Linked DNA regions of Homo sapiens: region 2 is linked to region 1. A link is a loop called in an ENCODE intact Hi-C map of the cell type or tissue named here. Cell type or tissue: breast epithelium. All regions are shown on one strand. Region 1 has its middle 9.7 kb from the start of MAN2B2. Region 2 overlaps TBC1D14 (TBC1 domain family member 14).

What was found. A loop is a pair of places that touch in the nucleus more often than their neighbours do. Peaks named below come from ENCODE experiments on the same cell type or tissue, not always from the same donor. Only the 100,000 strongest peaks of a DNase experiment are listed, where the experiment ranks them.
Region 2: it touches region 1 in a loop (19-fold over the local background); 2 of 110 quality-filtered maps call a loop at or near these places.

What each region holds. Positions count from the first base shown.
Region 1 is chr4:6,562,940-6,567,939 of GRCh38, forward strand. It overlaps a transcript of PPP2R2C not described here. Among named protein-coding and RNA genes, the nearest start is that of MAN2B2, 9.7 kb to the right of the region's middle. In breast epithelium, no CTCF peak of the experiment used is centred here; a DNase peak (open chromatin) is centred at 2,951; H3K4me3 peaks cover 1,796 bases; H3K27me3 peaks cover 2,121 bases.
Region 2 is chr4:6,972,213-6,977,212 of GRCh38, forward strand. The region is part of intron 3 of TBC1D14 (TBC1 domain family member 14); the gene reads left to right. Among named protein-coding and RNA genes, the nearest start is that of TBC1D14, 65 kb to the left of the region's middle. RefSeq lists enhancers at 481-1,118, 1,119-1,757 and a silencer at 730-1,024. In breast epithelium, a CTCF peak has its summit at 2,345 (motif pointing right); a DNase peak (open chromatin) is centred at 2,369.

The sequences.
Region 1 (5,000 bases):
GTCATGGACTGTCCCTGCCAGCCAAAAAAAAAAAAAAAAGGCTTCTCCAAACCAGAGCAGCAGCCGGGCCTGACTCAGCACCCACCGGCGCGGGCAGCGGGAGGAGCGCGTAGACGCTGCTGGATGGTACCCGCGGCCGGGACTGAACTCCGCCGCATTGGGTCTTACCCCGGACTCCGAGCCGGACCCCGCGCCCGCACCTTCAGCCGGGCAGCGAGGGGGGGCTCGAGCGCGCCGGTTCTCGGCCGAGACGCTGTGGCTGACACCGGTGGAGCGATCTGCCCTGGCTCGCGCGGCGAGCAAGTGCTGGAGGCAGGGTTCCAAGCCGGTTCTGTCGGGTTCCCTCAAGACCCCGAGAGCACGCGCTCCGGAGGGACCCCGGCACTTCGGACCCTAGCAGAGCCAGCCCTGCCCCAGGACCGCCCCGGGGTCGGTGCCCGGGCTCTCTGAGTCTCGCTTCTGGCCCGCGAAGACGCGCCCTCTCCTCCAGTCGCGGGAGTCCCGCACCCGAGGGCCGCGTCCCCGGGCAGGGTGAGGTCCTGCGGGGCTGGGGGTGAGGCGGGGTGGGCGCGAGGCGGCTCCGGAGCGGCGGGGCCGGGCGCCCTGCAGCCCGCGCTTACCTTCGGAAACTTCGAGGTCGGCGGCCCCATTGAGCTGGCACAGGCACCAGGAGCCCTGGTCGGCGGCGGGCGCGGCGGGCGCGGCGGGGGCGCGGTCAGCTGGCAAAACAGCAAGGGCGCGTGAGCGCGGGCCCGGGGCGGGGGGCGGGGGGCGGGGGCGCGCGGCGAGGCTAACCCGGCTGCTGGGCCATGGGCGGCTCCGCAGGCTGCGACCGCGACGGGCGTCCTCCGGGCGGCTGCGGGGGGCCGGGCGCGGCGGCCGCTCCTCCTCCGCCTCCTCCGGGCTCGGCTCCCTGCGCGGGCGGGCGGGCGGGGAGGCGCGCCCAGAAGGCTCCGCCCGGAGCGCGGGTGCGGGGCGCGGGGTGCGGCTGCGGGCGCCGAGGGTGGGCGCGGGGCGACGATCGCGAGGCGCGGATCGCAGGGCGCGGATCGCGGGGCGCGGGGCCGGGCACCGGGTAAGAGGCGCGGGGTGCGGGCGCGGGGCGGGGTGTGGGTGCGGGCGCTGGGGCTGTCGCCACGGACCGAAGCGTCCCTTTCTGCCCCACCCACCGGTCCAGCGGCAGCCGCCTCCGCCAGCCGTCACCGCGCGAGGGCCGCCTGCCTGATGGCGATGCCCATTTTACTGAGGAGAAACTGAGGCACGGAGAGGGAAAGGGACTCAGGCGGAGTAAGCGGCCAAGGCGGGGCTCAGCTCCAGATTGCGATTCTGGTTTGAGCCCCTTTGCATCCTGCCCTTCCCCAGACCCGCCCTGCTGGGAGCTGGGGTCGCTGCCCACCCCCGCCCCCCCACCGGGTGCGAAGGGGACAGCAATCAATGCCATGAGGAGGAACGGGAGCTTCACAGCCACGCCCTCCGACCTTCCACGTGCAACAGACGAAGGAGGAAGAGCAATCAGCCACGCCGAGAGGAGGAGGCTGGACGTCCCGCGGGAAGGGCCAGGGCTAGAGAAGCCCATCCAAGGAGGGAGGAGAGAGCGTGCTCCCACGGTGATCCTAAGGCACGAGGGGCCGCTGGCCCTCTTGGGGTCCCAGCTGCCTCACCCTAACTGAGCACAGAACCCCGTGATGCCAATGTGCACAAAGTGGAAGCAGACAGCCACAGGGACACACGTTAATCCCCCCACTCCCCCCTCTCCTACCCTCCCCTCCCAGGAAGGGAGAGGAGCAGGGATGGCTAAGGATAGGCTCTCCAGGGAGCAGAAGAAGGAGAGCAGAGGGAAGGAAAGAGTGCTGCAGGCCCCAGGCCAAAGGTCAGGCCACCCCACCCCACCTTAGCCCAGTTCTAGGCCCGTGAGCTGCACCCTAGCCCCTCTACACCTCACCTAGCAGGAGGGATCTGCCTTCTAAGCCTCTGACCCCCTCCCTCTTCCTTCTTGGCCTTGAAAGTCCAATTTCGTCACCTCCACCTCCAGGAAGGCCTCCAGGGTCCTCCCAGGAGCCCCAAAAGCCCCAGAGCAGCCTCTCCCCGGGGCAGTGCCTGTCTTCCAACACGAGGTCATCCTGCAGCAGCATCAGCCCCTGTTCTCTCAGTTCCCAGCCCTCTGCCTGGCACAGCGTCAGGGCATGGCGGGGTTTCCTGATAAATACATGTCCCACGGGTAGCCTTACAGCCTGAGGTGGGGTGGACCTGGGTCAGGTCCCGGGCAGTCACTTGGCATGGCCTAGTTTCATATTTACAACAACCCTATGAATAGGCATAAATATCCCCATTTTAAAGGTTAGAACCTGGAGGCTCTGGGTCAGGCTGCCAGGAGCCATGGGATGCATCGTCCCTGCCCCAGGGTTAAGTGACTTGCTCACACTGCAGGTGAGCTGTGGAGGTGGGATGAGCCCCTCAGCTGAGCTTTCTGCACACACCAGGGCATGGCCCATTTCCTTGAGTGTGCAAGGGAGACAGGCATGCAGGTAATAATACATTCATTTATTCTTTCGACGGAAGGTAGACAGCCCCTCCTTTCTCCCAGGTGCCAAATCTGGTAGTGAACAAAACGAAGTCTCACGGAGCGTATGGTGTAGCGGGTGAGGAAGATGTTAACCAAATGCACACGTTACTATTGAATTCTATACAGCCATCAATGCTGTAGAGAGGGGAGGTTCACAGACGCTCTCTTTGGCCTTCCATGTGCAAGACACAAAGGAGGAATAGCAGTCCACTGCACAGAGTGGAGGCAGTGCTTCCAGGCAGGAGGGTCAGCACGTGCAAAGGGCTTGAGGTAGGAAGGGACTTGAAGGATCCAGTCGTGCAAGGGTGGTGGCCAAAGGAAGCCAGCTCATTCTAGGCAGAAGAGACACACAGAGGAGGAAAGGGGGGTGAGGATGGGGAGCCATGGGGCCTGTTTGCAGTTGCTGGAAGGAATGTAGTACAAGCATGTGGGAGGTACGGCCAAAAAAGCAAGTTGGGGCTAAACCCTGAATTGTTTGCAATGCAGGCTGAGGATGAGGTTTCCTGAGAGACACTGGGTAGCCATAGAAGGTTTGGAGGTAGGAGTATGCCAGGGTCCATGCTGCTGATCGGGAAGACTGTTTGGCACTGGACGTAGTCTCAAGCAGTTCGCCCATTAAAGCAAGAGGAAGTCCCCCAGAACTGTCCCACTTGCTCAGGAGGACGAAGAGTGCTGATGTCACAGGGTGCAGACTGAATGGGAGATGGCGCTGGTGGGCCCCTATCGCAAACTCTCACACCTGCAGAGGTCAGGCTGTTGCTCCTTGTGAGTCACCTGGGACAAGTCTGATGAAGAAGGGCGAGGGCACACACTACACTTCGCAAGGGTAGCGATGGCCGTTTCGAGGAGCATCAATGCCAGAGAACACTAGCATGATCTGAAAGAGTCCACGTTGCTGTATAGGCCCCTCTGGAACCTGCGTTTTTCATGACAGAGCTTTGATTCAAATGAGAAGCATTTTGCAGAACATCTCTTCAGAGTGGGGGTTGGCGGGGGGATACACATTTGGCATCAGCTTTTTTTCTGACAACAATTTGCTACTAGTAACCAAAGTAACAGAACCCAAAACCTAAAATAGCCTCTTCGGGCTGGGCACGCCAGAGCCTGTTCTTAGAAAGAAATGTTTCTAGGCTGTAGTCTGTCCCTGCAGTGAAATGCCAACCCCCGTGAAGTGAAGCTGAACTTTCATCTGAGATTGTCACAGAAGCTGCCCAGACACTTCCCCCAACCCAGGAGACTCCCCCAACTTCACTGCAATGAGGAATCCCCTCCCCCAACCCTAGCCACAAAAGGGTGTGTCCCCAAGGCCAGGATGGACACTCTCAGTGCTGGTACAGCTCAGAAAACAGTTGAGGAGGAAAAAGAAACCAACTCAGACCAGCCATTAGAAGAGACCAAGGGGAAATGAAATAAATGCTTTGTATCAACACGGGCCTGTGCACATTGCACCTAGACCACATCATCATCCCTGACTCCCCACGGCTCAAACAGCACATCAAATTCATCAGCAGTTTCCGTCAGCTCTTCCTGCAAAACACATTCAAGCCCGACCATATGTCACCACCCCCACTGCTATTCCCAGGTCCCAGCCACCATCATGTCTCACCTGGACTATTGCACGCACCTCCTACTTGGTCTCCCCACTTCTGCCCCGGCCGGGGCTGGTGTGTTCTCCACCCAGCAACACAGCAGTCAGAGGGATCCTCTTACAACATAAGTCAGATCACCTCACTCTTTGCTCAAAATCCTGCAATGGCTCCCATCTCCTTCAGAGTAAATTCCAAAGCCCCATATCTGCCCACTGCCCCCCACTCTAGAACCTTCCCTCCTGTTGTTCTTCCCCTGGTTCCCTCCATTCCAGCTACAGGGATCTCCTTGCTGGCTCCTGAGCTTACCAGGTATGGTGCTGCCTCAGGGCCTTTGCACTTGCAGTGACTGCTGCCCAGTAAGTTTGGTAAGGTTGGTCCCCAGACATCCACACCGCCCTCTTCTGCACCTCCTGCTCAGATGTCACTTTCTCAATGTGGCTTTTGCTATTTAAAACTGCACCCCTTTAAATTGTACCCAGTTTAAAACTGTACCCCCTACCCTACCCTCCTGATGGAGTTTGGATATTTGTCCCCTCCAAATCTCATGTTGAAATGTGATCCCTGTCAGGTGTCATGGTTCACGCCTGTAATTCCAGCACTTTGGGAGACCGAGGCAGGCAGATCACCTGAGGTTAGGAGTTCAAGACCAGCTTGGCCAACAGGGTGAAACTCCATCTCTACTAAAAATACAAAAATTAGCTGGGTGTAGTGGCAGGCGCCTGTGATCCCAGCTACTCAGGAGGCTGAGGCAGGAGGATTGCTTGAACTCGGGAGGTGGAGGTTGCAGTGAGCCGAGATCGCGCCACTGCACTCCAGGCTGGGAGACAAGAGCAAAAACTCTGTCTCAA
Region 2 (5,000 bases), 410 kb after region 1:
CTTCGTTGGAATTTACCATGGGTCAAGGAAAAGACAGATTTAAACAAATAACTCTACATATAATTATAGTTGTGATCAATGTTGTGAAGAATTGCGGTGATAAGCAATTCTTATCTCTGAGGTCACCTGTTTCAAGTGACTGTCAGCCGCCGGCCACCAAATGCAAGCGTCTGTTCTCAGCCCTCGTCTTCCTTGGCCATCAGCAGCATTACCCCGGCTCCTTGAGTGACTTTCTTGCCTCGGCTTCCAGGCTGCCCGTTCGCCCACCTTTTCGGTTTCCTTTGCTAGGTCCCTCATCTTCCCCATCCTCTAAATGTTAGAGTGCCTGGAAGGCCCTTCCCTGTCCACTGTCACCCTCTAGGGCAAGCTTGTCCAACCCGCCTTAGTTTTTTGTTGTTCTGCTTTGTTGAGGCTTTTAGCAGTCTGAAGCTATGGTTTTTGTTTTCTGTATCTAGAAGCGGAAAAGAGGGATGAGGAAGGGGCTTTACTGGCCCAATCAGAAACAGAAACTAAGAACCCATGACTGTATTCTCTCTCTTGGACACCCCTGGGGCATCTCAGCTGGACTCGAAGCTTCAGCGGTCAGGCTGCCGCCCTGTCTCCAGTTGGGACCTACCTCCTGCCCAAAAATGACCATTTAAAAAGTAAAAGTGATGCTTTGTAATTTGAGCAGGTGTCAGAGGCTCAGGGCTGAAAATACGTGGGGATGCTTTACAACAGACTCGGTAACTCTTTCCGACATAACACTGTGTACATAGGCTGTAGGGATTGACGTCGTTGTTGGAAATGAGGTTGAGCGGAAAGTTAATGTCCTGGTTGGACTCTGAGGGTGCTGCTGATTGTTGGAAAGATAGCCGCAGGGAGGATAGGCTTGTAGGTTTCAGTGTCCTGGATGAAACCCTGTCATGTGAGCACCGATGAGTACATGGCCTGTTGTGTTAGCATTTGTATAGCCTGGAATGTCTTGGGCGGCCTTCTGGAATTTCAAGTCAGCTCTTAGATTTTAAAGCAAGAATCCCAGAAGAAGGCAGATCCAGGACAGTGACATTTTCTCTCCTCACCTCTGAGAAGTCTGGGGTACTCCAAAAGTCTCAAAACATTGTAGATTGCAGCAAGGATAGGTCTTGGTGGTCAGTGGAAGTAATTGGCTGCTGGCCTACAGGCAAATTCTAAAATAACAAGAAAAAACTTCACTTTCATTATCCCTTACGCCTTTGCAAAATGGGTTTGAAAGAGCTTACAGAAGTGAACAGGTCCCGGTCCCAGGTTAGACGGAATAAGCACATTCCACCCGGTGTCACCCAATGAATGCAGATATAAAACCTGAACAGAAAGCATGGAGCAGCTATTTGAGATTCTGGAAAGTAAACAGTGGCAGGTGAGTTGGGGAAGAAGACCAGAATTTGAAGTACCACTGGATTGGTACTGAGTTTACCAATTTTTTTTTCCCTTCCAATATTTCTCAGCCTGAACTCAGGCAGACCCAAACCCAGGAATAGGTCTTAATGTGGACAGAGAGCACCAGGAGAAGCTCTGTACTTCTGACTTGGCGAATGGGTCTCTAACACTTAGAATGAAGAAACCCCATTTTTTAGTTTTATTTATTTATTTATATTTATATTTTATTTTGAGACAGAGTCTCACTCTGTCACCCAGGCTGAAGTGCAGTGGCGCAATCTTGGCTTACTGCAACCTCCACCTCCTGGGTTCAAGTGATTCTCCTGCCTCAGCCTCCTGAGTAGCTGGGACTACAGGCGTGCACCACCACCCCCGGCTCATTTTTATATTTTTAGTAGAAATGGGGTTTCATCATGTTGGCCAGGCTGGTCTCGAACTCCTGACCTCAGGTGATCCACCTGCCTTGGCCTCCCAGAGTGCTGGGATTACAGACATGAGCCGCTGGGATTACAGACATGAGCCGCTGCGCCCAGGCCTAGTTTTATTTTTTACTCTGTCCTCTTGCACCCCAGCCCTCAGGCATTCTTATGAGAGCAGCAGCTGATGGGAGCCTGAGACTCCCAGAAAAGGGGAGCTGATTAGAAGAATTTTGTTTCCAAGGGGTAAAGTGTGAACCCCCCGATGCTTTATTCTCTCTCTCTCCCCATTACCTGGCCCAGATATGGATGCAGTTGTGGGAAGCGTGTGGCTAGAGAACCAGAAAAGGGGAGACCCAGGAAACTAGAAAGTACTGGGGGGATTGCAGAGAGGAGGAGCTCAGGAAGGTAACCCTTTAAGGTGTTAATGAACTCCCAGACTTCTCGTCATGTTGTGGGTACCCAGATCTGACGCTGAGTAGCTTACGTAGACTTGGAGAACTCATCTCTGGGATAGACCACCATGCAGTTCCCTAACTGGCCACTGGATGGTGCACAGGCAGGATGGATCCAAAAAGCGCTTCAAAGGCTTTGAAAACAGCTGACTTGGGAACCACAACTCACAGAAGGCTGGCTGGAACTTGTGTGTGGAATCTAACTGCATAAATTGCTTACTAAGATAAAAACGTCAACATTCTCCCAAGGGTTGAGAGAAAATTCAGAGTTTCTTAACACAATATTGAAAATGTCTAGAATGCAGTTCAAAATTAATTGGCTTAAGAACTAGAATCATCTTTAAAAAAAAAAAATTTCCTCTGAATCAGAATAGGTTCAGATAGGATCGTCTTTTTTTGTGTGTCTGTTTTGTTTGTTTGTTTGTTTTTGTTTTGTTTTGTTTTGTTTGAGATGGAGTCTTGCTCTGTTGCCCAGGCTGGAGTGCAGTGGTGTGATCTCAGCTCACTGCAACCTCTGCCACCCAGGTTCAAGTGATTCTCCTGCCTCAGCTTCCCAAGCAGCTGGGATTACAGGCGCCCGTCACCATGCCTGGCTAACTTGTTTGTATTTTTAGTAGAGACAGGGTTTCACTATGTTGGCCAGGCTGGTTTTGAACTCCTGACCTCAAGAGATCCGCCCATCTTGGCCTCCCAAAGTGCTAGGATTACAGGCATGAGCCGCCGCGCCCGGCCTGTTTTTTGTTTTTGAGATAGGGTCTTGCTCTGTCCCCCAGGCTGGAGTGCAGTGGCGCATCTCAGCTCACTGCAACATCTGCCTCCCAGGCTCAAGCGATCCTCCCATCTCAGCCTCGTGAGTAACCGGGACTACAGGCACGTGACACCACACCTGGCTAATTTTGTATATTTTTTGTAGAGACAAGGTTTTGCCATGTTGCCCAGGCTGGTCTTGAACTCCTGGATTCAAGTGATCTGCCTGCCTCAGCCTCCCCAAAGTGCTGGGATTACAGGTGTGAGCCACTGCGCCTGGCCAGGATCATCTTTTAATAATCAAGACACCACTGCCGAGATAACACAGATGTTGGAATTATTCAATAGACTTTAAAGCAGTCATTATAAAAATGCTCCAACAAGTAAGGGTGCACACTTCTGAGATGGGAAAATAGAAAGTATCAGTAAAGGAAAAGAAACTATAAAAAGAATTAAGTGGAAATTTTGTAACTGAAAAATACACTAACTGAAATAAACTAACCAGACAGGCTCAATAGCAGAATGGAGATGGTAGAGGAAAGAGTGAAGGAATTTTAAGATCAATAGAAATTATCCAATCCAGGCTGGGAGTGGTGGCTCACACCTGTAATCCCAGCACTTTGGGAGGCTGAGGCGGGTGGATCACCTGAGCTCAGGAGTTCGAGACCAGCCTGGCCAATGTGGCGAAACCCCATCTCTACTAAAAATACAAAAATTAACCAGGTGTGGTGGCAGGTGCCTGTAATCCCAGCTACTTGGGAGGCTGAGACAGGAGAATCACTTGAACCCAGGAGCCGGAGGTTGCAGTGAGCCGAGATCGTGCCACTGCACTCCATTCTGGGTGACAGAGCACTCTGTCTCAAAACAAAACAAAAAACAGAAATTATCCAGTCTGCATAGTACAGAGAAAAAAATGAGTTTAAAAAATGAACAGAGCCTTAGGAACATGTGGGGCAGTACTAAAAAGTATAACACTGTCACTGGAGTGTCAGAAGGAGAGGAGAAACAATATGATGCAGACAACTATTGGAGTAAATGATGGCTGAATATCTCCCACATTTAGCAAAAGATAGAAACCTATAGATTCAGGAAATTCAGTGGCCGCCAAACAAAATAAACTCTAAAAAGTAAGAAGTCCATGTCCAGATACATCATAACCAAATTGCTGAAAATAAAGACAAAAAAATCATATAAGCAACCAGAGAAGAACAATGTCATACTTATTGGGGAATAACAATTTGACTGAATTTCTCATCAGAAACCGTGGAGGCCAGAAAAAGTAAAACGATATTGTTAGAGCGCCGAAAAGAACTGTCAACCCAAATTCTGTATCCAGCAAAAATGCCCTTCAGGAATGAAAGTGAAATAAAGATATTCTCAGGTGATGAAAAACGAAGAATTTGTTGCCAGCAGCAGACTTGCTGAAAGAAGTTGTTCAGATAGAAGGGCCTGTATGCTAGGAGGAGACTTGGAACATCAGGAAAGAAGGGGAGCAGAAATTGTCAGGATCTGGATAAATACAGTAGACTATTTTCCTTTTGTTTTAACTGAAAGCAAGTAGATGTTGCCTTTAAATATACAATAACAATGTGCTATAACACGATTAGAGTAGAAAGAGCAATAAACAATTTGCCGTATAATTATAATGCAAAGTTGGTGACTTAAAACACCATAAATATAAAGACATTCACAAAACCACAGTTGAATATACATAACTCTCATTTCCTGGGAAACACAATTTTAAATAAATAGTTGAGTTCCCCAATGGACTATCAATCCCGGAGAAGAAAATCAGGGCGCTCCCTCCTCTCCCTCTCCCTCCTCTCCCTCTCCCTCCTCTCCCTCTCCCTCTCCCTCTCCCCACTGTCTCCCTCTCCCCACGGTCTCCCTCTCCCCACGGTCTCCCTCTCCCTCTCTTTCCACGGTCTCCCCCTGATGCCGAGCCAAAGCTGGACTGTACTGCTGCCATCTCGGCTCACTGCAA